2 separate regions of the Mus musculus genome follow, and region 2 is linked to region 1. A link is a loop called in an ENCODE intact Hi-C map of the cell type or tissue named here. Cell type or tissue: gastrocnemius. All regions are shown on one strand. Links, peaks and the distances in the headings refer to the core of each region. The heading gives the core; the rest is flanking DNA.

Region 1 (2,924 bases), core at 164-2,663:
AATGTGTGCTGAAGCGAAAGCAGTCCCTAAGACGTACTGATATGTGTAGTGTTGCAGTAAGAACCCAAGGAGAGAGCAGCGTACTGTCAAAACACTTTTAATGATACTTAACAACAGGGTATGAAAAGGATGATTTACAGTTAAATAAAACGTTTCTGTCTGGCTCTTGGGCTTTTCTTTATGTCAATTACTACAGTTTGATTGTTTTTAAGAAGTCAGATAAATTCACTAAGTTGATACACAAGGAAATACATCCATCTTATATACTTTTGGTGGAGAGAAAAATGACAAGACACATTTAATTAAAACCAGCAAATATTACATCTTACCAGGAGTACTTATCAGTTGAGAAATAGGACAGTTTCCTCTTTAAAAAATAGACAATTCTAATACAGCTGTGCAATATATACATTTACGTCTCGGCTTCCTTTGCCAAAATCAAGTACAAACAATACAATCTATATATTTACACAATGGCTATGTCTTTATACTTTAAAGTAGTAAATATTGTACTTCCAACTTTCCCCCCATGTTTATCTTTTGCCTCTGGATGTTTTTCCTGCTGATGGCTCCGCCCTTCCTGAAAGTACATGAAGGGTGAGTCCCTTTTGTGTGTAGAGTTGTTCTCTGTGTGCATGGAGATAGATGAGGGAGCTCAGCTGAGAATCCTGCCTTCTGTTCAATGAAATCTTAGTGAGATTTTCACATGTCGGGTTCAGCTATGTATCAGGAATAATCACTGAGGTGACTAGAGTAAATTGGCCTAGTTGTCTTTATTCTTCACAGTTAAAGAGGCAAGTTTCACTGTCGTGTAAAAATAACACTGCTAACTAGAAAGGCATCTGCCCAGTTAGACGGTCATAGCTTGCTGCTACAATGAGTGCTGTGTGACTTTTAAGTGAGTCCCATTTCTTTATTAGACTGTGTCACTGTGTTGCTGTCGTGTGGTGGCCATGCAAGAAGCCACTCAGGTTCTTAAGATCACATTTTGTGATCTACCATTTATGAGATGTATATTTTACCCTGACAACTTTGAGTCCTATAAAGCAAAGCTGTGGTTGAATGGACCACATAATTTCCTCTCAAATACAATCTACCTGACCCCCAATAATTTCTTAGAAACATCTTTGCTTAAAATTCCTTGAAAAATACAGGAGTCATTTAGTAAGACCTGGGGATATTTGTTATTGTCAAAATCATGGGAGAAGGAGTCAGTAGAGGCCAGGGATGGCTGCTTAAAACCTTGCAAGGTGTGAGGTAGCCCTTTCTCTCCTAAAACTGTCTGCTTCAAAATGGCAATACTACAATACTGCTAAGCTCAAAGCGCTGAGGGTGGGTTGAGAAATGGCTGACAGGACTGTGTCTGAGTCTTAGTTGTAACCAGGCTAACACACACACACACACACACACACACATACACACGAGTGTGCAATAAATTAACATGCTGTGTGAAATATTCTCTAGCAACCTAATGACTGGTTTCTGCACCCTTTAAAATTTTGGTTAGAATGACACAGCCGTTAAAAGAATCTGGATCACGTAACTAAAAGAGTACCAAGCTGTTTTTGCTGTACCTCTCTGACATTTACAGCTAATATTTTTTTTCCTTGTTTATTTGGCTTTATCAAGGCTGGAGTGAGCCATTAAGTGGTCCAAGTAGCTCTGGACTGCCACCCAGGGGCTTGGCACGAAGGCAGTCAGAGCCATCCATCCACACGTGGACAAGTTGTTTTTTTCTCTGACATCTCTAGGTCTTATTTTTGGAGGATGTAGAAATTCTTAAGGGTGGCTTTTAAGATTGAGTCACTGGCTAGCCCTAACCCTGACTTCCTCTTTCATAAGGAGAACAATGAAGTTCCTAGAGACCAGGCCAAAGCTTTTTGCATAAAGTGTGTGACAAAGTGAGTTTTACAGCTGTCCCTGAACCCCCCTGTTCCCACTCTCTTCTAGAGAATGTCTAGTCTGGGAAATGAGGGGCAAACGGTAGGAAAGGACCACTCCTCCCTGGAGTGAGTCTGTTTACATCACAAGGCCTGAGAGGTTGTCAAAATGTAGGCTGTTGGCCCTTCTGTCAACCCAGAGTTTCAAGAGTTAGGGCTGAAGAGTTGTGCCCACCTGAACCCAGTACAGAGGATGTTCCTGCCAAGGTAGTGATTTCTGCTGCTGCTCCAGCTTACAACCCCTCCCGAGCCTTTCCATTTATGTATTATTTTTATATATAACAGGTAACAGCTACAAATTCAGGTGTAGTTTAATTACTTGTTTAGCAGCAAATGAAACTAGCTCCCTAAAGTTTAGGGGTGTATAATCACACAGGTGTGGGAGATAAACAGAGGACTTTCTCAGCTCAACACCTGGAATTGTGTGTGTGTGTGTGTGTGTGTGTGTGTGTGTGTGTGTGTGTAGGGGTGGCGTTGGGTTGGTATCCATGCTGTAGGAGATGTAGGCGGTGGATAGAGGAAAGTGGATAACTGCCGGGGAGAAAGGCAGGCTGCAGGGGTTTCTGTCACAGAGGCAGCAGGAAAGGGGAGCAGGTTAGTTAAATAAAAGGGTTCTCTTGGTTATCCGAGCATTTCAAGCATGCTCATAGTAAGAAAGCATACCTTTTATCTACTTCATTTCTTTTAAGATGCCACTAAACAAGAACTCTACCATTAAGCTAAGTCCCAGGGGTCATTTCTTCCTTTGCTTTTAGACAGGGTCTCCTTAAATCCTCCAGGATAGCCTTGAACTCATGCTACAGCTCAGGGAGACCTCAGACTCCAGGTCCTGTCTCAGCTTCCTGAGTGGTAGCTGAGATTACTGTCTTTTTTTTTTTAAACTTAGTTAATAAATAAGATTATCAATTAAAGATATCTATCTCTGTGGCATCCTTTGAGGAGCAGCATAAATTGAAAAACAATCTATGCTGGTTGTCTCTCTTG
Region 2 (2,924 bases), core at 316-2,815, 62 kb after region 1:
TTGCTGCCCTGTTTTCTCATCATAGACTCTAGCCAGAGCAAACCCTCCATTCCATAGATTGCCTTGGTCATGGTATTTTACCACAGCAACAGAGAAGTAACCAGTTTCTATGACAATCTCTTTTCCTTCCAAATGCCCAATTCTATCATGCTGGGTCCATTTAGAACTCTTTTAGACAAGAACTCAACACTGGCTTATGATAGGGTACCTAAAAATGTGAACAACTACCTCTCGTCTATGCCACTTGGCCCTTCTTACATCTATGTTCTGATGGAGGGAAATGTTTGGATGACTGGGTACCAGAAAGGGATATGTGTAAAAGCTCTTTGCTCTTGTAAATAAACTTTGTTCTGGAGCCAGTAATCAGTATTATCATGGAGGAACCTCTGACAGGAGGTCTTGGGATCATGGATGATTTCCCAAGATATGTTCCAAACACTCTAGAATAGCAGGCATCTTCCAAATATGAGTCACAAATGTGGTATGCATGTGTGTGTGTGTGTGTGTGTGTGTGTGTGTGTGTGTGTGTGTGTATCACAGATTCATGTCCAGAACAGATGATGGAAAAAGCGATTTAAAGCATAGGAAATTCAATAACACACCCGTTTAATGTCTGTTACAAAATTGAATCCCACTTATATAGACCTTTCTATTTAAATTTCTTCCACAGAGACATTTATGGGGGGGGGCTATCACACTTATAGTAAATAAAGACCTTTAATAAGATTTATCTTAACCAAAAAATTAGAATAATAATGTGCCCATACATCAGATGCAGCAGATTTTCTCTCTGATGCTATATTCATTCATAGTTCTTCTCTCTTTATAAGGAAGTAAAACGTACCAGTCCTTGACAAAAGAAGAAAATACATTTCCATGACTGGAAATACTCCTCGTTCTTAGTTAGTCTTCATCTAACCAGTGATTTTAGTTACAGTGCTTCTGAGTCATAGAATGAACTCAGATTGTTCTTGGGGCAAGCCTTCAGATTACACAAAGAAATAGTGCAAATCACAACTAGTTCCAGGAAATGATCTTAAACATGTCTCCGGCCCTTGCAGATTGTTTGTGATAAGGATTGCATCATCTACACTGAACATCCGGTGTAGGAAATTCAGGCTGGAGGCAGGCTGGCTCGCCTCTGCTGCGCTGAAGGAGGAGACGTTACTCTTACCCAGAGGGCTGCACGGCAGCTCTTCTTGGAGGTCACCTTGCTTTTGAAAGGATGCAGCTCATAGGAGACAGTGGGAAAAACTCAAGAAGTAATAAAGAGATGTCATGAGATCATTAAAGTAGGAGTCTAGAGTGTAATAAAAAAAATCCAATAAACAAAACTACTAAAATAGCCAAGATTGCTTCATTGAAATCTAGTAGATCTGGAAGTAAAACATGCCTATATTCTTGGAAATGCAAGACACACCGGACAGCTCAAACTGGACTCTAAAATAACAGTTTAAGAGCACTCGGACTAGAACCTTGAGTGTGTTAGAAGAAAAGAGATGGAGTCACGTGTAAAACAGATCATAAAGAAAGTTCAACTAAGTGGAGGGAAACGGTGGCAAAACCTGCTTCGGCATAAGCAGTGAAAGAGCCATGAGCTAAAGGACGTGCGTGCGTGCGTGCGTGCGTGCGTGCGTGTGTGCGTGTGTGCGTGCGTGCGTACGTGCGTGCACGTGTGCGTGCGCGTGTGATGTGCAGACTCAAGAACAAACACTCACAATTTATTGAAGGAATTCCTAGCAAAAGTTAACTTCATTAGTATCAGAAGGAAAGTTAATGTTGAAACGGTTTGCCCACATCTGCTACTTCCATAACGTCTGGGCAATTGTCATAAATTACAAGTGGAGAAGGGCACAGCGCCAATTGTCAAAACAAACAGGCAGCTCTGGAGCCCAGGGCTCGCGCTTCATTTTTCCTCCTTGGTGTGAAGGCCACTGACCGAGGACTGCCTAGCATTGGCTTGCTGTCCCCTGGGAGACTGACTGGGTCAGGCCAATGACGTAGGCCATGAGGAAATCTTCTATCACTATTGTCCCTGACCTTGGAAAGGAAAGTTGTTCCCTTACTGTTGAGTTAATAGCGGTAGAGGCAGGGAAGCAACAAAAGCACCAGCGATTTAAGGCCTGGCACTGAATGAGCCCTCTTATCTGAGCATTCCCAATCTGCAGATCTTCCTCCTAGACTGTTCCACACTCCAGAGGGCAGGGCCCATGCTCTGGATTTTCTGCACCCCACGTAGGCACAGTGGCCAGTCCATGGTGGATTAGATAATTTTGTCCATGGCTTAGTCTGTTCCATGTCTTTTCTTGGTAGGATTGAGACAGTGAGAGGATTCAGACAGGCTGACAAGCCCACAGTCCTCTCTTCCCTTCTGCTTTTTACCTTCCTAGATTCAGCCCCTTAGACAGACAGGAATCCTCTCTTTTCCTCCCTCTGCTGCAGTATGCCTGTGCAGGCTGATGGGTTTAGATACTGGTTAAAGGGAAAAAAGTGAGATCCTTAGCTAAAAGCTGCACCTTACCAGAAAGGTCCATACTGGTATCCAAGGCACTAACCTAGCCAATTATAGAGCAGAGCCTTGTTTCCCAATAGCCGTTGTCTCCTGCTTACAAGAAATGTTATAGGAAGGCTAAGGCAGGATTTAGATATCTGATTATCTGATATCCCTGGTTTTGACGTCATCAGATCAGCTCAAGAGTATCAATGTAATCTGCTTGTAAAAATACCTTTTAACAGTGTCTTGAATTTGTATATACTGAGAGAAGCCACGGGGATGACTCTCTTTCCCAGGATCCTACTTGTTCTGTCCCTGTCAGTTCTTTATTATTTTAGTCTTATTCAAGGTCCAACTGCCACATAGCCAGTGGATGTGTTCCTCTCCAAACAGCCTTACCATCCCTAATAAAGTCTATTATAGATGGCGG

Evidence for each region. A loop is a pair of places that touch in the nucleus more often than their neighbours do. Peaks named below come from ENCODE experiments on the same cell type or tissue, not always from the same donor. Only the 100,000 strongest peaks of a DNase experiment are listed, where the experiment ranks them.
Region 2: a loop joins it to region 1, with 2.3 times the contacts of the local background. A loop is called at or near these places in 6 of 42 quality-filtered maps.

The regions. Positions count from the first base shown.
Region 1 is chr13:114,833,000-114,835,923 of GRCm38, forward strand. Itga2 (integrin alpha 2) reads right to left here. Exons shown (of 30, transcript NM_008396.3): 30 at 82-2,924. Among named protein-coding and RNA genes, the nearest start is that of Mocs2, 16 kb to the left of the region's middle. In gastrocnemius, for the core only: a CTCF peak has its summit at 1,690; no DNase peak of the experiment used is centred there; H3K27ac peaks cover 2,500 bases.
Region 2 is chr13:114,895,016-114,897,939 of GRCm38, forward strand. The region is part of intron 2 of Itga2 (integrin alpha 2); the gene reads right to left. Among named protein-coding and RNA genes, the nearest start is that of Gm34845, 27 kb to the right of the region's middle. In gastrocnemius, for the core only: no CTCF peak of the experiment used is centred there; a DNase peak (open chromatin) is centred at 1,877; H3K4me3 peaks cover 1,220 bases; H3K27ac peaks cover 1,900 bases.